Regions from separate parts of the Homo sapiens genome. Here region 2 is linked to region 1. Evidence: read pairs that join two places in POLR2A ChIA-PET (ENCODE). Cell type or tissue: A673. All regions are shown on one strand. Each heading gives the region's core, and the rest is flanking DNA. Links, peaks and the distances in the headings are about the cores only. Region 1 overlaps RAP1GAP2 (RAP1 GTPase activating protein 2). Region 2 overlaps P2RX5 (purinergic receptor P2X 5).

The links. Peaks named below come from ENCODE experiments on the same cell type or tissue, not always from the same donor. Only the 100,000 strongest peaks of a DNase experiment are listed, where the experiment ranks them.
Region 2: POLR2A ChIA-PET joins it to region 1 with 8 read pairs; 2 of 35 experiments call an interaction of 5 or more read pairs at or near these places.

The regions. Positions count from the first base shown.
Region 1 is chr17:3,026,175-3,036,070 of GRCh38, forward strand. It overlaps RAP1GAP2 (RAP1 GTPase activating protein 2), which reads left to right. Exons shown (of 25, transcript NM_015085.5): 21 at 176-290; 22 at 770-896; 23 at 4,748-4,824; 24 at 6,237-6,275; 25 at 7,218-9,896. The coding sequence ends at 6,245. Among named protein-coding and RNA genes, the nearest start is that of OR1D5, 32 kb to the right of the region's middle. In A673, for the core only: no CTCF peak of the experiment used is centred there; a DNase peak (open chromatin) is centred at 4,137; H3K27ac peaks cover 523 bases.
Region 2 is chr17:3,670,791-3,680,686 of GRCh38, forward strand. It overlaps P2RX5 (purinergic receptor P2X 5), which reads right to left. Exons shown (of 12, transcript NM_002561.4): 11 at 8,800-8,994; 12 at 2,437-3,087. The coding sequence ends at 3,078. It overlaps P2RX5-TAX1BP3 (P2RX5-TAX1BP3 readthrough (NMD candidate)), which reads right to left. Exons shown (of 15, transcript NR_037928.1): 11 at 8,800-8,994; 12 at 1-1,703. Among named protein-coding and RNA genes, the nearest start is that of EMC6, 6.9 kb to the left of the region's middle. In A673, for the core only: no CTCF peak of the experiment used is centred there; no DNase peak of the experiment used is centred there.

The DNA of each region.
Region 1 (9,896 bases), core at 2,366-6,365:
ACGCCCTCTGCCTCCTGGCCAGCTGAGAGTGGCCATCTCCTGCCTCTGGAACTCTCCAGAACACAAAGGCCGACGGGTGGGGGCGTGGGGAGCCGCCAGAGGTCCCGGGGAGGACCCTGGGGGTGGAGGGCTCTCGCGTGTGACCCGGGCTGGCCTCACTTCCTATTCCCTGCAGGCCCTTCATGAAGTTGAAGGAAAACGGCCGTGCCATCTCCCGCTCCTCCTCCAGCACCAGCAGCGTCAGCAGCACTGCAGGGGAGGGCGAGGCCATGGAGGAGGGCGACAGTGGGGTAGGTGTGCCCCGTCCACCCTTGGGCAGGCACTCTGGGGCGTCAGCCAGCCACCCTCCTTGCATTAAAACGGCACTGTGGATCGAAGCCCATGTCAGTCTTTGCAGAGGAAAGGGGAAGAATGGAAACGAGAGGTGGGCTCGTTGGCCATCACCACCCCCTGGGCGCAGTGGGTGAGGGGACCTCTCTCTCAGAGTGACATAGCAGCAGCAGAGGGCAGGGGCCAGACCCGATGGTGCCCTGCCTTGGGGTTCCTGGCTGGAGTGGTGAGTGGCCAGTGCCCCAGGGGGCTGGGTCAAAGGTCCTTCTTGGAGCAGGATAGCTTGGAACCAGGGTTGAAGTCAGCAGGAAAGAAAGAGCAGGCCCAAGTGGGGAGCAGGAGGCAGCGGCTGTCCTGGGCTTTTGGGGGCTGCCTCAGGCCTGCGTGGGCGCAGCTGCCGAGGGTGGGCTGGCCTCGCTCACCCTGCCTCTCTCCTCAGGGCAGCCAGCCGTCCACGACCTCACCCTTCAAGCAGGAGGTGTTTGTCTACAGCCCGTCCCCGAGCAGCGAGAGCCCCAGCCTGGGGGCAGCTGCCACCCCGATCATCATGAGCCGGAGTCCCACAGGTCAGTGGCATCTGGTGGTGTGTGTGACGTCACCAGGAGGGCAGGCTGTGCCCTGTCCACTGTTAGCAGGGCCCCAGCCACGCTGAACTGGCCAGTTTTCACCCCTCCTCCCAGCTGTGAGGCCCTCCGCTCTGTGCGCCCGCCTCTTCTGTTCATCAGCCTTAAGATGCCCAAGTTCCTAAGCTCTTCTTACACTGAGAGTTGTGAAGCTGAGGCAGAGAGTTGAAGGCCTTGTGGGAGATCCCACAGCGGAGGAGTCGGGATTGGCAGTGGGAAAGCTGAGCACTTTCCATTAGCCCTTCTCCCCACCTGCCAGTGCTCCAACCCTTCTCCCCACCTGCCAGCGCTCCAGGGCTGCCAGGGCCCGTCTGTCATGTCGGGGGTCTTGATAATACAAGACGGGGGAAGGGCTGCAGGGGGAGGGAACAGCATGTGGAAAGGCCCAGAGGAGAGGAGAGAGCGGGTATTCCGGAACTGCACGTGTTCATGGCAGCTGGGTTCACAGAGCCAGGCGTCAGAGAGGCCGGAGCGTTGACAGGCTGGGTCAGCCCCGGGCCCCGGGTGAGGATTTTGTTCTGCTAGCGGCCACTGTTGGAGTGTTTGAAGGTTCTTAAGTAGGGAAGCACCATCTGGAGTTGAGAAAGTCCATTTTGGCTGCTGCAGCTGCTGAGTGTAGAATGGATTAGTAGAGAGCAGGAGCAGAGGGGAGGGATGGAGGGGAGGGGAGAGGAGGGGAGGGGAGCTGCGGCAGAAGCACCTCGGTTCAGGAGAGATCAAGGAGGTAAAATGTACGGGCTCAGTAGCAGGGGTTCAGAGAGAGCAGGAGTCTGGGCGTTTTGGGGTTCTGTGATCCCTGCAGTTGGTCAGAATAGGGGGGCCAGCACCTGAGGGCCGTTCAGGTAGACCTGTGCGGTGGGCACTGCTGGGCGGGTGCTCCGGGTCTCTGCCCTCGTGAGGGCAGCACAGGACTTTGAGCCTGGGTCCAAATCCTGGGTCTGCTGCTTACTAGACATGTCATTGGGCGAGTCACCAAGCCTGTCTGTGCCTCAGTTTCTCCAAGCAGAAAATGAAGGGAGGGGAAGAGTCGTGTCTGCCTCAGAGGGTTGGTTGTATGAAGATGAAAGGAGCTCATGCTTGTACGAGGCCTGGAACTGTTAACCTCGGTGTTGGTTAAAGAATGGGAATGAGACAATAGTGTAGTCAGCGGTTCTGAGCCGGGGGCAGTCTTGCTACCCCATGGATGTCTGGCAATGTCTGGCGACATTTTTAATTTTCACAATTTTGGAGGGGTGCTACTGGCATCTAGTGGGCAGAGGTCACGGAAGCTGATAAGCAATGTACAGGACAGCCCCCTAGCCACATCAGACAAATAATTCTCTGACCCCAAATGACATTCGGTTGAAAAACTCTAGTCTCAATGGTAGAAACACAGGAAGGGCCAACAGGCCTTCAGGGTGGCTGAAGCCAAAATGTTCCTGGGGTTCACACAGCGAAGGGATGTTGCAAAGGGAACCTGCAGGGTCAGAGATGAAGGGAAGATCGTGATTCCACAGCCAGTGACCCTTTGCATGCGTGTTTCTCAGTGAGTGGAAGAGTTCACGTGCCTCCTCTCATTCAGCCCCCTGTGGTTGGGCAGCTGCGGAGCTGGGTTCAAATCCTGGTTGTAGCATTGACAGGTCCACGTCTCTGAGCCTCAGTTTCCTCATCTGTAAAAGGGGGTGGAAATACAAATTCCCTGATTTTTTTTCGAGATGGAGTCTCACTCTGCCACCCAGGCTGGAGTGCAATGGCGCAATCTCGGCTCACTGCAACCTCCGCCTCCCAGGTTCAAGTGATTCACCTGCCTCAGCCTTCCAAGTAGCTGGGATTACAGGCATGTGCCACATGCCCGGCTAATTTTTTTATTTTTAGTAGAGACACAGTTTCACCATGTTGGCCAGGCTGGTCTCGAACTCCTGACCTCGTGATCCACCCACCTCGGCCTCCCAAAGTGCTGGGATTACAGGCGTGAGCCACCGCGCCTGACCTGGTGTTTTTGTTTTGTTTTGTTTTGTTTTCTAAATAAGACTTAAATATTGAAGGAATGAATGAAAGAATCTGTAAGCAAGCCTGGCCCCCACTTGGTGTTAAATAAACGTCAAAGTAAGGAAGGTTTTGAGTAAAGGAATTAGAGAGTCTCTGCAGGTTGCTGAAGGTCACCGAGGGCGGAAGGGACCTGGAGCGGGTCTGGTGACTTATGGCCGGTGCTTCCCACACCACACGGTGAGGCTGCCTCTTACACACCTTTTCTCCACACAGTATTTAACCCCGATGGGCTGCTTTTCACCCCCAGCCCACGAAAGATGTGCTTGGTACCCACTGGATCAGGGTGGGCTTGGGGGGATCTGGGAACCGGTTTCATGCTGTTTGGCTGAGTCTGGGGAGAGGCAGGGTGGAGTGGGGAGAGGTGGCCTGACGTCCTGACGTACAGTCTCCATAATGTCAGATATCTGATCATGGTCATTTCCTACCTGGGCTTCCTGGGGCACAGAAGAGGACTGATAGGTTACACAGAGGTGTTGTAGCCCTGGGTGGAACTCCTCGATTCGAAGCACCACGAACCAGCCAGCAGCTTCCAGGAAGGCTGCACTAAGCTTTCCATACCCTCGGCCAGAGGACAGCCAGAAAGTCAAGTGGCCCTCCTGCCAGCGGGGCACAGCGGGAAATGTTGACACCGGGCTCTGCCACCACTCACACACACTTAACGGAATTTTATTATACGATGGATGTCAAACCCAGTGTACAAATACTAGATAATATTCTTTACCATAAGTCCCATATGTCCAACTGATTCTCACAGAATGCTTTTAGTGGTGTTTGCTTCACCTTTTTATCTGTAGCCAACTTAAGGCTGCAGGAGATGAATGTGTGTAATTCTGACATGAATGTGGACTGATATTACCATGTTTGTTAATAAGTATTTTATATGTATATATTATATATACATATATAGTATATACATATAATATACATATGTTATAGATACACATAATATACATATATGTATATATTATATATACATATATATTATATGTTATATGTATATACATATGTATAATATATATTATACACACACACACACACACACTCACTCTCATGGCGCCCGGCCATGAGTATTTTGTATTAAGAGAACTTCATTCGTCAGTGACATGAGTCATTTCCTTGCTGTATCCGAGAAAAGTTTTCAAACCCCGGAAGGATATTTCCTCAGTTTTCTTTTGTGCTATTCACAATGTAATCGCTGCAGACACAGCATGTTTTGAAGTTTCATGTAAATTCCTTTTTTTCTATTAGTTCCTTAAGTCTAGACAACAAAACAATCAATCAAGTCATGATTTGTAGCATGTACCAGTTTCTGTGGTGTAAATACACTTGTCGTGGCTGATCTCAAGCTACTGACGTGATGTCCTCGAACGTGGACTTGGGAAGAAGATATACTGTAGCCACCATCTTTAGGGTGTTTCTACCACATGGATACAATAGACGTAAGAGCACAGATAATCGTAAAACAGAGAAAAATAAGTAGGAAGTGACGAATTTCAAGTATTTATTACCTCTGTTGAATATAATTTATTGAACTGTAAGCTTATATATAATTCAACTTTAAAAAATGGCCTGAGTTGAACAACCAGCTCACCACAATTCTATAATCTAGGAGTTGGCTCTCGTGGGTCGGCACAGGTCAGCTAGGGTGCCTGGTCCTGGTGGAGGGCAGGAGGCCCCCTTCCCCTGGCCTCCCTAGCCAGTCCCCACACACAGCCCCAGTGGCCTCCACAGCTCCACCCTCCTTTCATGGCCGTTCTTTTTCTTAGATGCCAAAAGCAGAAACTCCCCGAGATCGAACCTGAAATTCCGCTTTGACAAGCTCAGCCATGCCAGCTCTGGTGCGGTAAGGATGCGCCTCCCACACCCCACACTCCACTTTCTGCAGAGGCCCAGCCTTCCTTCCTGAGGCCAGAGGAAGAGGGTTCAGACATCCCAGAGGGGGCTCCCCGAAGGAGGCAGGGGAAGCTCTGGGGACGTCTGGCTCCAGCAGGTGCAGGCCGTGTCTCCGGGTTCCAGCCACCTTTGCCACAACTCCCAAGGTGGAGCTACACCTCTGGACACGGCCAGGCCCAGATGTGAGGTGGGAGGTGCTGGTTCCTGGGTCCCCCAGTCCCTTCCTGAGCTCTCCAGACTATCGAGAGCTCCAGGCCCAGTTGTGAGGTGGGAAGGGCTGGTTCCTGGGTCCCCCAGTCCCTTCCTGAGCTCACCAGACTATCGAGAGCTCCAGGTCCAGATGTGAGGTGGAAGGTGCTGGTTCCTGGGTCCCCCAGTCCCTTCCTGAGCTCTCCAGACTATCGAGAGCTCCAGGTCCAGATGTGAGGTGGAAGGTGCTGGTTCCTGGGTCCCCCAGTCCCTTTCTGAGCTCGCCAGACTATGGAGAACTCCAGGTCCAGATGTGAGGTGGGAAGGGCTGGTTCCTGGGTCCCGAATCCCTTCCTGAGCTCACCAGACTATCAAGAGCTCCAGGTCCAGATGTGAGGTGAGAAAGGCTGGTTCCTGGGTCCCCCAGTCCCTTTCTGAGCTCGCCAGACTATCGAGAACTCCAGGTCCAGATGTGAGGTGGGAAGGGCTGGTTCCTGGGTCCCGAATCCCTTCCTGAGCTCACCAGACTATCGAGAGCTCCAGGTCCAGATGTGAGGTGGGAAGGGCTGGTTCCTGGGTCCCCCAGTCCCTTCCTGAGCTCTCCAGACTATCGAGAGCTCCAGGTCCAGATGTGATGTGGGAAGGGCTGGTTCCTGGGTCCCGAATCCCTTCCTGAGCTCACCAGACTATCGAGAGCTCCAGGTCCAGATGTGAGGTGGAAGGTGCTGGTTCCTGGGTCCCCCAGTCCCTTCCTGAGCTCTCCAGACTATCGAGAGCTCCAGGCCCAGTTGTGAGGTGGGAAGGGCTGGTTCTTGGGTCCCGAATCCCTTCCTGAGCTCTTCAGACTATCGAGAGCTCCAGGTCCAGATGTGAGGTGGGAAGGGCTGGTTCCTGGGTCCCGAATCCCTTCCTGAGCTCTCCAGACTATCGAGAGCTCCAGGTCCAGATGTGAGGTGGGAAGGGCTGGTTCCCGGGTCCCCCAGTCCCTTTCTGAGCTCGCCAGACTATCGAGAACTCCAGGTCCAGATGTGAGGTGGGAAGTGCTTGTTCCTGGGGTCCTGAATCCCTTCCTGAGCTCACCAGACTGTTGAGAGCTGAGTGCACAGAGCCGCCGTGGAAGGGACCTGTGCTGTCTGGTTATTTAAACTCCTGTATGGATTTTTGTTGAAACAGGGTCACTAATGTGAAAGTGGAGTCCTTCGCCTGTCCAAGGTGGGTTGAGTGAATGTCCTGCTGTGGCCGTGAGGGGGGACGTGTGTTTCTTTTAGATCAGGGAACTAGAGGCCTTGTAACCTCAGAATGGCCGGAGAGATGCCGCCAGCTGGGGATGTCCAAAGAGTCTCCTACTCGCCCCTGAAGACCTGCAATGGGGAAGGAGGGGCAGATGGCCTGTGTGCGGATGGGAAGGGGGTTCCCAGTGACACTGGACTAGACGTACTAGTTAGGCCTCCCTTCCACCGATGGGGTCTGGTTCCCGCAGGCAGAAGGGGAGTCGCCCAAGCCCGCTTCTGACCCAGGAGGGAGGAGTTCCTGAGGGCTCCCTTGCTCCCCTGCCCTCAGGCAGCTGTTCCCTCCTTGTGTCTTTGGCGGAGGCCCTGGGCTGAGGTGTGTTCTCCCTCCCTGTCGGGAGTCAGCACTGTGAGGGACCACCCCAGGAGGCCTCTTCCCCTGCCTGCTTTGAGGGGGCACGTGGTTTGAGCAGAGTGGCCGTGGGTCCAGCTCGCCCCCATCAAGGCCTGGATTTCTGCTGGGGAAGTCACCAGAGACCCATCTGAGCTCCCAGCCCTCTCCCCACATGGGGCTTCAGGGGTCAGAGTCACAGCTGGAGCCAAGAGGAGGGGTACAACCGAACCCACTCTGTGTTCAACCTGATTTATGAAAAAGCAGAAGACAAATGGGCATATGGACCTTCACCCCCGGCTCCCATCACGCACTCTGGACGCCACTGCCCACCAAAGCCGTGGCTATGCGCAGCTTCTCGGGCCACGCAAGGTGGGGCACCCTTACATCAGGTGCCCTCCTGCTCCTGAGTGTATCCAGTGAGCTGTAGCCATGGGCAGGCGTGTTCCCCACCCCTTGCTCCCGACGTCCGCGTCGTCCCCTCCTTCCTGTACGGAATGTTCGCTCATCGCCGCCTCCTCCTTGTCTCCTCAGGGAATCCCCTCTTCTGTCCTGGAAAAGGCTCCTGTACCAGCAGTTTGGGAGTGCCGTCCACGACCCTGACAGTCCCAGCCCTGCTGCCCCATGGCCACGTGCCCACAGATGTGCTGTTGGTCCAGGTGTCCCAGTCTGGCCACAGCCCTGCCTCCGCCCTCACCTACATGCCCTCCCAGCCCCTCCCATCTCTGGACGAGGCCTCCTTCCTCAGGTTCCTCCTGCTCCTGACCTCCCAGTGTGATGTCCGGGTCCTTTATCATCCTATTCATCCTGGAGAGGAAAAGTGTCGGGCAAAGGGGGATCTGGGGGGAGCTCAGCAGTGACTGGGGAGCTGGTCTGCCTCAGAGACAGAGTAGGGGGTGGGAGCAGAGCCTCGGTGAGGGTCTTGGCCACAGGGCAGTGCCTTCCTGAACGTGGCAGGCTTTACTACCAGGAACGCACTCGGTGGTGGAGGCCCCATGTTCCCAGGAGCCAAGATTCGTAGCATCCTTGAGGCCATCCTGATAAAATTCGGCGCTATTGCCCCCGTAGCTCTGGAGCTCTAAACCGTCTATCTGCTTCTGTGCTGAACGCCTTTCCCATCTGCTGACGTAGGCCCAGGGCTGCCCTGCCCCTGCTGCCAGTGTACCGTGAGCGGGGCTCCAGCCAGTTCAAGCTCAGAGCCAGAGCTGGACGGGCCAGAACTGCGCTGCACACTTCCTGGACTGAGGCGGGGACTTTGGGTCCCACCCGGTTTCTCCTGATTATGGCTGCTGTGGGGTGAGGGGAGGGAGGGGCAGCCCCGAGGCAGTCTCTTCCCTTTGAGAAGATATTTTCCCACAAAGGGGTGGGAAGCCAGGAGTGAGAAGGAATTCAGGGAGAGCAAAGGAGCCAGTGCTGAGATGCTGCTGTGTTGGTTGAGGAAAACCTCGGGCCTGAGGGCCAGGCCGGAGCCCAGGTCTCTGCTGACAATGGGGGTTCAAGGAAGACGTCGTTATCTCCCCTCCCCACTTACTCGAGGAGAGAGGTGAGGGGGGGATGACTTGCGGGTTCTGATCAGGCCCCTGGGTGGGGAAGGGGCACAGTGTCCCTCAGCAGCTTACGCCCCTGGAGTCTTGGGGGGCCCAGCCTGGCCCTGGGGCCTTTTCCAGCTACTGTGCCCTTGGGCAGCTGCGTCTGGGGCTCAACCCCCCAATCCTGTTCCCCTCTCCAGCTGCGGGTCTGTAGGCAGCTGTCACATCTGAAGGGTTTCTGCAACCTGGACCCCATCTGGGTGTGGGTCAGACCCTGTGACCCACATGCCACCCCCACCCTCCACAGAGCCCCCTTGCTGGGACAGCCAGCTCACCTCCAAGGACATCCCCTCCTGGCTTCTCCCCCTTCCGAGTCTGCAGCGCCGTGGGCTTCTCTGCCGATGGGCCCGGGTTGGGGTTAAGGTGGGCATCCTCCAGGTACAACGAGCCTGAAGAGCCCCTTTCAGTGCAGACGGGGCTGCAGAGTGACACTGGCTGGGCACCTGCCCCACGACCAATGACAAGGATTTCCAGCTGAATGCTTTATTCCCATAGGGATCTGGACCTGTGCCCAAGATATAAATACTACACTTTTTTTTTTTTTTTTTAACTGACATTGTGAAATTCTCCCTATAGCTTTTGCCATTCAAGCAACATTGTGATCTTTCTTCCCCGCCACGTGTGTGGGAATGATTGAGTCCTGTTTGCAAGCTGGAGAGGAGCTCTCCCTTTGCTAGTACTTTCTCTAAAGTACTAGTCTAGTAAAATTTATTCTTGTTAGAAGGTCAACAAAATATCTGTTTAGCTTTTATGAAGAGTCACCGTAGCAGCCCCCACGGCTGGAAAGAGGCCTGTACGTTCTGGACGCGTTTTGTTGGCTGGGCTTCTGGAGGCACTGGCAAGGTCAAACTGCATTTCTTTAAGAACAGTTGCAGGATCTGGCTCGCCTCTGTGGGAAGCCGGCATTACAGGTGCTTGGTGGATGGGCCGTGTCACATTGCCATCTGGGGTCCTTTGGGGTTTCCAGGTTGTCACCATGCTGTCCCATTTGGGAATCCCATACCTGCCTGTCCCCACTGCGCTGGCTGACCCTTGCTGCCTGCTGCCTCTTGGGAGGGCTTTGTCCCTGCCTCTGAGCTGGTGGGCAGGATGGCTGGGTGGCCCCCAGAGAAGCACAGACCTGAGATGGGGTCTCCATGCCCGGTTTGCTGTTGGAATGATCTGAACAGGACCCCAAATGCCTCTTCCCTCTGGTCATGCCTCACTATCTCTAGGAGCTCCATCCTGTGGCTTCCAGAGTGTGCACTTCCAGCCCACCCGGGCAGTGCTGAGAGGGAGGAGGAGAACAAGGATGGCCCAGCCTCCCCTCCCTCCCCTAGACCACGGGGCGGGCAGCTCGGGTTCCTGGAGGGCTGTTTCCCCCACGCTGTCCCTACATCTGCTCTGATCTAAAATGTCTTTCCTTTTATGCTGCGCCCAGTCTTGGGGCTCAAAGATTTGCCCAAACCTCATTGGCCCTCGTGACTAGGCTCATCTAGATGGTGCTCACGCTGGTGTTTGAGGCATTTCCACTGTGATCTCCACGAGGGGATGTTTTCCGGGACACATCTCTGGCTCTGGGAACTGCCTGACTCACTGAAGAAACTACTTTTCAGGCACTGTAGGGTCACCCATATGCCTCCAG
Region 2 (9,896 bases), core at 2,684-6,683, 640 kb after region 1:
GAACCCTGGAGGTGGAGGTTGCAGTGAGCCAAGATCATACCACTGCACTCCAGCCTGGGTGACAGCAAGATTCCATCTCAAAAAAAACACAAAAATTGTTTGGACATTGAAGTTGAACTTTGGGCAGGTTTAGGGTGTAAACACCTCCATGTGTTAATCCATGATCCTTTCTTGTCAGGAGGGTTATTTTAGAATAAAACGCATTTGTGGCCGAGCACGGTGGCTCATGCCTGTAATCCCAGCACTTTGGGAGGCCGAGGTGGGCAGATCACCTGAGGTCAGGAGTTCGAGACCAGCCTGACCAACATGGAGAAACCCCATCTCTACTAAAAATACAAAATTAGCCGGGTGTGGTGGCACAGGCCTGTAATCCCAGCTACTAGGAAGGCTGAGGCAGGAGAATCTCTTGAACCTGGGAGGCAGAGGTTGCGGTGAGCCGAGATCATGCCATTGCACTCCGGCCTGGGCAACAAGAGCGAAACTCCCTCTCAAAAAAAAAAGAATAAAATGCATTTGTTTAATTGAGGAATAAATATTGCATTAGAATGACGGTAATTGCCTGAGTGTAGTGGCTCCTGCTGTGATCTCAGCACTTTGGGAGGCCAAGGCTTGAGCCCAGGAGATCAAGACCAGCCTGGGCAACATAGTGAGATGCCCATCTCTACAAAAAAACATTTAATTAGCCAGATGTGGTGGCATGTGCCTGTAGTCCCAGCTACTCAGGAGGCTGAGGTGGGAGGATCAGGATCACCTGGGCCCGGGAGGTTGAGGCCACAGTAAGCCACGATTTTGCCACTACACTCCAACCTAGGCAACAGCGAGACCCTGTCTAAAAAAAAAAGAAATTACAGTAATGAAAATGATGGTGCTCATTGGATTTATGGTTAACTGGGGAAACCAGCATCACCTAACTTCAGAAATACTTAAATCATGGTGAGTACTATGAAGAGGACATAGCAGACCTAGCCCAAGTTGGGGTATATGGAGGTCAAGGAAGTCTTCTCTGAGGAAATAACATTACATCTGAAACCCAAAAGTTGAATAACATAGGCAAGTGTGGGGAAGGAGTTACCTTCAGGAAAGCGCATGTTTCCAGGCCATTGGGCAGGAAGGAATGTGACTGTATTTAGAGAGTGAGAGAAGAGGCCACAGGGTAGACCCAGACCAGATCATGGAGGGCAGTAATGGGTGTGGGGACATGCGCCTGTAGTCCAGCTACTCAGGAGGCTGGAATGGGAAGATCAAGATCACTTGAGCCCAGGAGGTTGAGGCTGCAGTGAGCTCCCATTTGCCCTGGCCTTGATCCTCAGAGCAAATGGGGGAAGCCTTTGGAAGTTTTTAGTCTGAAGTGACGTAATCACATTTGGATTTTTTTTAAAAAAAGAATCTGTTTTAGATTGGAAGGGGATCTGAGAGCTTGAATCCAAGTCCCCTTTTGACAGATCATAGATAGCCCATGGCCAGTCATGGAAATGGATCTGGGACCCAGACCTGTTAAATTCCGTTTCGGCTTCAGGAACACATGCACACGACGCCAAGGAGAAGCTGAGGCCATAGCGTTGCCCCCCATCTCAGTGAGCCCTTTCTCTGCCCCCACTGAAGATCCTCAGTGGTTTGCCCACCTCAGTCCTCTCAGAACCTCCTCTGAGTGGGAAGGAAAGGTTCATTCCTGGTGTAAGGGAGAAGCAGAGGGAGTCCTCAGCCTGGTGGGAGAGGAGAAAAAAGGAAGAGGGATAAGCGAGCTGATGTACTTAACCATTTCCCTATTGTTGGGCAGTAAGTTTGAAATGTTCACTACTATAAAAAATACTGCAATGAATGTCTGCGTTTATATTGTTTTGAGAAAATTAATAAGTTCCTACAGCAGAGGATAAAAATTTGGTTCCAAGTTACTTCCAGAGTTGTGTTAGATTACACTACTTGAATGAAAAGTACCAGTTTTATCAGTTCCTTCCTAGTCTATAATTTTAATAGTTGCTCATTTAAAGCATTTCCATAATTTGAATTTCTTTGCAAGATGAGGAATATATTGCTTACTAATTGTTTCTTGTGTCTGCCTCTTTTGATCTTGCCTTCTTACATTTTCCTTTAAAATACGGGTAAAAATGGGCCAGGTGCGGTGGCTGTTGCCTGTAATCCCAGTACTTTGGGAGGCTGAGGTGGGCGGATCACAAGGTCAGGAGTTCAAGACCAGCCTGACCAACATGGTGAAACCCCGTCTCTACTAAAAATACAAAAAAAATTAGCCGTGCATGGTGGTGCACGCCTGTAATCCCCGCTACTCAGGAGGCTGAGGCAGAAGAATCACTTGAGCCTGGGAGGCAGAAGCTGCAATGAGCCGAGGTCGTGCCACTGCACTCCAGCCTGGGCTACAGAGCGAGACTCCATCTCAAAAAAAAAGATGGGTAAACATGAAGAGAAAAAAATCAGGACACGTTTGAAATTGACACCATTTATTGTTTTATGACCAAATAAGAGTGTCAGAGAATACATATCTTGGGCAGGTCCCAGAAAGCGTCTGCCATCTCCCCCACTTTAATTCTGTGTACTGGCCTAAGGGCAAACAGCTGGCAGGAAGGTGGTGTCTTTAGGAGAGAGAGTACTTGGATCCACTGGAGAGTATGCTCTGAGGGAAGCTGCGGCACTTGCAGAGGGGAGTGGGCTGGAACCAAATGGAGCCCTTTTCCGGACACGCACAATGCTATTCCCAGTGAGGTAATCTAGGAACTCTACAGGGCACTGCGGTCCTTAGCTGAGGTGCTCAAGGACTCCGGAAGGAAGTCATGTTCCCCATTTACAACCCGTTCCCTAGTGCGGGAAGCCAGCCACGGAGAAAGGAAGAACTGACGGCAGGGGGTGGGGCAAAAAGACAGCCATGATGGGTCCGTCCTGATGACCCCAGCATCAGACGTGGAGGTCACTTTGCTCTGTGATGGCTGGTCCCTGTGATGTGGCATTGATAGCACCCAATGTACAAATTTCCCGTTGGGCAGCATCCTGGGATTCCCAAAGGCATGGGATCACTGGGTGCTAGACGGCTGGGTTTAGGACAGGGCCTGAACGTAAGCAGAGGCAATTCACGTGCTCCTGGAATATCAGAACAGAAAGGAGCTCTTGAGAGGCTGGCACTCTCATCTTCCCAGTGAGGCAACCAGTGCCCAGGGAGAAGGGCCTTCCCAAGTCTGAAAAGAGCTACAGTTCATGCTTCACTTCTCCCCATTTAAAAGCCAGTTTCCGGCCAGGCGCGGTGGCTCATGCCCATGCCTGTAATCGCAGCACTTTGGGAGGCCGAGGTGGGCGGATCACGAGGTCAGGAGATCGAGACCATCCTGATTAACACAGTGAAACCCCGTCTCTACTAAAAATACAAAAAATTAGCCGGGCGAGGCGAGCGCCTGTAGTCCCAGCTACTCGGGAGGCTCAGGCAGGGGAATGGCGTGAACCCGGGAGGCGGAGCTTGCAGTGAGCCGAGATCGCGCCACGGCACTCCCATCCAGCCTGGGCGATAAAGCGAGACTCCGTCTCAAAAAATTAAAAAAAAAAAATACAAAAAAAAAAGCCAGTTTCCATCAGAGTAATGAGCTCCCACTCTTGCACCAAGATTATGCAGAAAAATGGTGGGAGCTGGGGGCTGTGCAAAAAGCAAGGAAACTGGAAGAGTGTGACACTGTCTGGAAGCTGTCAGGCGATCCCTGGCTCTTCTGAGCACGGGGCCCCTGATGGGCAGTCAAGAGGTCACTGGAAGGCTTGGCCGGCCTTGAAGAAACAATGAGGTTAAATCCTCTAAGGAAGCAAAGTCTAAAGGGGCAACCTTGCAGCTAAAGACCGTCAACTTCATTAAACAAAAGCCTCACCAAACCTGGCTCCTGTCTGCCGCCTTCACCCAGGTTCTCCGTTGCTCCTTCCCATATCAAAGCGTCTCTTCACACCTGTGCTTCTCTTACCTGGAATGCTTCCCCCTCACCTAGTTAGGCTGCTATAACCTTTCAGATTTCAACTCATAGGTCACTTCCTTGGGGAAACCTTCTCTGGCTACTACTCGCTGACCTCTCCGACACCCCATTCCGTCTGTGATGACGGGTGTGATCATTTGGTAAGGGTTCAATGCCCCATTAGACTGGAAACCCTCGGGGGCAGGGATCGTGTCTGTGTTGCTCATCTCTGTCTCAGCAGCATCTGGTCCAACACCTGACATGTCACAGGGACTCCATAAATATTTCCTGGCTGAAGGAATGACTAACTGTAGGAAGACATTTTCCTTTTTCTAGAGACGGAGTCTCGCTCCGTCGCCCAGGCTGGAGTGCAGTGGCACGATCTTGGATCACTGCAACCTCCGTCTCCCGGGTTCAAGCAATTCTCCTGCCTCAGCCTCCTGAGTAGCTGGGACTACAAGTGCACGCCGCCACGCCCAGCTATTTTTTTGTATTTTAGTAGAGACAGGGTTTCACCATGTTGCCCAGGCTGTTCTCAAACTCCTGAACTCAGGCAATCTGCCCGCCTCGGCCTCCCAAAGTGCTAGGATTACAGGCGTGAGCCACCGTGCCCGGCTAGGAAGACATTTTTGTTGCAATATGAAACAAATAGTATGACTATCCTCAGGTTCTGTGGCTTCTGCCAGCCATTTCGAAGTCTGGTTAAAATCAGCAGCCATGACCCCTGCCTTTTTTGCTTCCTCCCAAACCTAAAAGTCACCAAGTTATAAAAATGCAAGGCTTTGCGTCAGTGAAGAAGTGACACACCTAAGTGGATCACCTGGATCTTCACTTTCTTTTTTTTTTTTTGAGACTGAGTCTCACTGTCGCCCAGGCCAGAGTGCAGTGGTATGATCTCAGCTCACTGCAACCTCTGCCTCCCAGGTTCAAGCGATTCTCCTGCCTCCGCCTCCCGAGTAGCTGGGACTACAGGCATGTGGACACCATGCCCGGCTAATTTTTGTATTTTTAGTAGAGATGGGGTTTTGCCATATTGGCCAGGCTGGTCTCGAACTCCTGACCTCGTGATCCACCCGCCTCGGCCTCCCAAAGTGCTGGGATTACAGGTGTGAGCCACTGCGCCCAGCCTGGATCTTTACTTTCTAATCAGAGAGCAGTATAGGCTTGTTGCAGGTTCCCTTCCCAGAAAACCCAAAGCGAGGAAGTTGCTTTGCTCTAGGAGGGTTCCTGTTCTGGAGACCATGTCCCTGGGCCCCTGACATCCCTCTCCAAAGCCTCAGTGGAGGGATGCTCTCACCACCCCCGCCTTTCTGTGTGCAGAGAGAACCCCTCCAAAGAGGATGCTTCCAGGGAGCCGCCCAGACAGCACTGGGACTGGTTGAGTGAGGGCGGCGCTGGAGCACTTTTCTGCCAGGTGGCTCGGGCAATGGCGAGGGCTGAGCTCCAGGTTTCTCACCTTGGGTTTACGGGGAGACAACTCACATACAACGGGGTAGGAGAAGAGAGCTAGTCAGCTCCCAAGCCCAACATCGAAACGTACTTCATGTCCATTTTTGACAGGGGAGACTGGGTCTTAAGCGCCAGCGTCAGGAGAAGTTCATTACCTGAGTGAATGTGTAAGAAACCACACGAGTTTTCGGCAAAATCAGGGAGCCTCCTGCATTAGTAACACTGGCTGCCTCTGGGGAACCGGGAGGACGGAGGTTGCTTTTCACTGACTATCCTTTGCACCTTCTAAACTTTGAATCATGTAAGTATTACCCAGTCAAAATATTGTAACTTAAATCAGCTGAGCATACTGCTGCTTTCAGGGTGGGGGAGGAAGCCTCTTGGTCTCTAGGCAGCATGCGTGTAAGTCTGACCTAGAAATTGGCTCCATCCACCAAAGCTGGCCTTTTTCCCCTGAGAACCAGGGCTTCTTAAATGTCACTGTGCACACAGATCACCTTGGAATCTTGTTGAAACACAGGTTCTGATTTGGGTGGGGGGCGGGGGAGCTGGGACCTGCATTTCTAGCAGGCTCCGGTCCCTGGACCCCACTTTAAATAGCAAGGCTTGGCCGGGTTTGGTGGCTCACGCATGTAATCCCAGCACTTTGGGAGGCCAAGGCTGGCGGATCACCTGAAGTCAGGAGTTGGAGACCAGCCTGGCCAACATGGTGAAACCCCATCTCTGCTAAAACTACAAAAATTAGCCGGGCATGGTGGTGGGCACCTGTAATCCCAGCTACTTAGGAGGCTGAGACAGGAGAATCGATTGAACCTGGGAGGCGGAGGTTCCAGTAAGCCAAGATCACGCCACTGCACTCCAGCCTGGGTGACAGAGCGAGACTCTATTTCAAAAAAATAAATAAATAAAAAGCAAGGCCCTACAGCGATGGAGGCAGAGAGCAGCTGAGGGTGCGGTAGGTGGGTGTGGCCGTGGCATAAGACAGGTGGGGACGGAGGGAGGGGAATGAGGGCCTCCCTAACTCAGCCCGTTTACACCTGCTGAGTGGCGCCATCCTTGATCTCATTAGCACTTCAGGCCCAGCCTCTGAGGAGGGGTGGGGAGGGCAGGAGCTCGGCAGGGTCAAGGCGACTGTATCTCCCATCTGGGCAGGTCCATATTCCCCGGGCGTCCCGAGGCTGGTGGAGTCAGATGGAGCAGAGGCCTCTTGCCTCCCCTTCCCCATCTTACCTAGACTCCCCAGGAGCTGGCTTCCCCACTAAGAGCCAGCTGCCTCCTGACTGCTCCAGTCCTTTCCTGGTTGCCTCCATGGCCACCTTTAAATTTTATCCTTGGGGCAAGCCCAAATGTCCCCTTGGGTGTTGTCCAAGAGCTTTCTCTGAGCAACCATCATTCTCGGCAGGGATTTCGGAAACCCTGCTAGAGGCTAGAGGAAGGCCAGCTGGAGTGGCTGGGCCTGGCTGTGATGTCTCTGTTGGCTTTGGAGGAATTACACGCGGGCCCCTCTCCCTGAGGTTAGGTCAGCATCTCATTTAAGCACCTCTTGGTGGGCCCAGCACACAGCATGCGTCAATACATGTTTACAGCTCATATGAATGAGTGAAGGTGCAGCCAGGTTGAGGGAAAATCCAAACACTCCACTTCCGCTCAGCACCCTGGCCTGTCCCTTTCCCTGGACACCTGCTCCAGGGACTCCTCTTCTAGGTCCGAGCCCCTCTGACCATTGGGAGGCTCCCCTCCTCACTCAGCAAAAAGCTTGCAGCAAGATCCCAAAGTTCAGGAGAGATGGCTGTGCCTGGAAGCCCCTGTCTCATGCAGGCACAGACTCCTCTACCCAGTTCAGAGCTGCGGGTTGTTCTGGCCCCAAAGTTTTCAGCGACACTGCTGGTAGCCAGCAGCCCTGGCTACATCTCCACTGTCTGCAGCTGCTCCAAATTCACCTGTGCATTCTGCAAATGGCCAGACCTGTGTGTGGGCGGGAGGGGGCGCACAGGGCAGAGAGGACTGTCGGGAGCCGGTGGGTGGGCCAGCCTCACCAGAGGCAGCAACGCTCCTGGCAGCACTGCAGGCAGGCAGAGCATTCAGAGAGAGCACAGCCTGCCAGGGTTCCTGCGGAAGCCCAGCACGCATAGATGCTCAGGCAGAAGCCTCTGGAGTTGCCCCGGCAAGGAGTAGCAGCAATTGCGGTGGCAGCTGGAGCGTGGGCCTGTGAGTCCACAGCCTCCCACAAGCCTCAGCGAGGCTCAGCCAAGACAAGCCAGGCCGTCGGGCTTCCCGCTTGCTCAGAATGGGAGCTCAAGTGAGCACCCAGGAAGTAAGAGTCAGCTCAGGGAGCACAGGAGGGCTGCCAGGCTCTGGGTCTACCCCATACGGACCCCTAGCCTCCAGCCTCCTTGCCCCACTGCTGCAGCCCCTGCCTCTCTCTCTCCTCACTCTTCTCCAGCCCAGTCTATTTCTTGCTCCTTCCCTGCCCAGGCCCAGCTCCCAGCTGAACGCTGCCAATTCCTGAGTCAGCAAGGAATGAAAGCTGGGCCAGGAGAAAGGCCACCAAGGTCAGTGAGTACCTGGGGTGTGGTTTGCAAGAGAGTCACAGAACCCCAGTCTGACAGCAGGAGGTGTCCAGCCCCCACTGGGAGGGGAAAAAAGGGAAAACAAGGCACAGAAAGGGCCAGGCACCTGCTCACCGCACAGGTACTCTGCAAGGCAGACGCAGAGCAGGCCCGAGACAGGTCCCCCACCCAGCCAGACGCCCTCCCCACGCAGGCTGAGCCTCGTCTGCAGAGAAGCCAGCGCCCCCAGGAATCGCGGCCCAAGGACCCCCCTGGCAGCACGGCCAGCACCCTCCTGAGGCCGGGGCAGCCCCAGAATCGCACACAGAAGAGGGGCTGAGGGGGGGTCATCTGAGCACAGAGACGTTCGGCAAAGGCAGAGTAACTCAGGAGAACCTCATCCTACAGACACTGCCGGGATTCAAATCTCAGCGCTGCCATTCACCGGCTGTGTGACTTGAGCAAATTACCGAGCCTTTCTGTGCCTCAGCTTCCTCATTTGTAAAATGGGGAAGATCGGTGTCTATCTGATTCAGTTGCTTACATGAGTTAACAAATACGGAGAGTACAGAGGGGTTCCAGGCAGAGAGTCAGTGCTGTGGAGCAGCGCGCTGTTATCATCTGAGCGCCGGCATGGCACAGCAGGCACCCATGGCCATCCAGGGTCTCGGGAGCTAAGGGGGACCTTGCGGGGTAAAGCACCAGCCCCTTCCCACAGAGGCTCTCCCAGTTCCTAGATGTCCTGCCTTGTGGCCAGCTCACACCAGAGCAGAGGGGTCCGCTGGAGCTGCCAGGCATGAGAAGCCCCAACTGGGGACCCCTCTCTGCAGGACCCAGCTGTCGGGCTCTCTGCCTAGCAGTGGCCTCACCTGTGGGGCTCCAGGAGCTGTGGGCACACAGATCCGTTCCCCTTCTGACTGCTGCTTCCACGCTTCGCCTCGGGTGGCTCCTGCAGCTCCTGCTGCTCCGGCATCCCCAGCAGCCCTGGCCCAGATGTGAGCTGCTCAGATAGCCCCAGCCCCGATGCCTCGTCCTCGGCCTCCTGGGAACTGTCTTCTAGGCCCCTGGACAAGATACAAGCTGTTCACCTGGGACGGCCCTGCAGGGTGCCTCCCCTCCTAGACGGGCGGAGTGGGCCTTGAAGAATCCCTCGCCCTGCAGGCCGCCACCCTGCTTCCTCCAGCCGGTGTCCTCCACCCTGCTTCCTCCATGCGGCTCCCTCCACCCTGCATCCTCCACCCTGCTCTCTCCACCCTGAGTCCTCCACCCTGCTTCCTCCACGTGGCGTCCTCCACCCTGAGTCCTCCACCCAGCTCCCTCCACCCTACATCCTCCACCCTGCATCCTCCACCTGGCTTCCTCCATCCTACGTCCTCCACCCAGCGTCCTCCACCCTGCATCCTCCACCCTGCATCCTCCACCCTGAGTCCTCCATCCGGTGTCCTCCACCCTGCATCCTCCACCCTGCGTCCTCCACCCTGCATCCTCCACCCTGCATCCTCCACCCTGCGTCCTCCACCCAGCGTCCTCCACCCTGCATCCTCCACCCAGTGTCCTCCACCCTGCATCCTCCACCCAGTGTCCTCCACCCTGCATCCTCCACCCTGCATCCTCCACCCTGCGTCCTCCACCCAGTGTCCTCCACCCTGCGTCCTCCACCCTGCATCCTCCACCCTGCATCCTCCACCCAGCGTCCTCCACCCTGCATCCTCCACCCTGCATCCTCCACCCTGAGTCCTCCACCCAGTGTCCTCCACCCTGCATCCTCCACCCAGTGTCCTCCACCCTGCATCCTCCACCCTGCGTCCTCCACCCAGCGTCCTCCACCCGGCGTCCTCCACCCTGCTTCCTCCACCCGGCTTCCTCTACCCTGCTTCCTCCATCCTGGGTCCTCCACCCTGCAGGCCACCACCCTGCTTCCTCCATCCTGGGTCCTCCACCCTGCAGGCCACCACCCTGCTTCCTC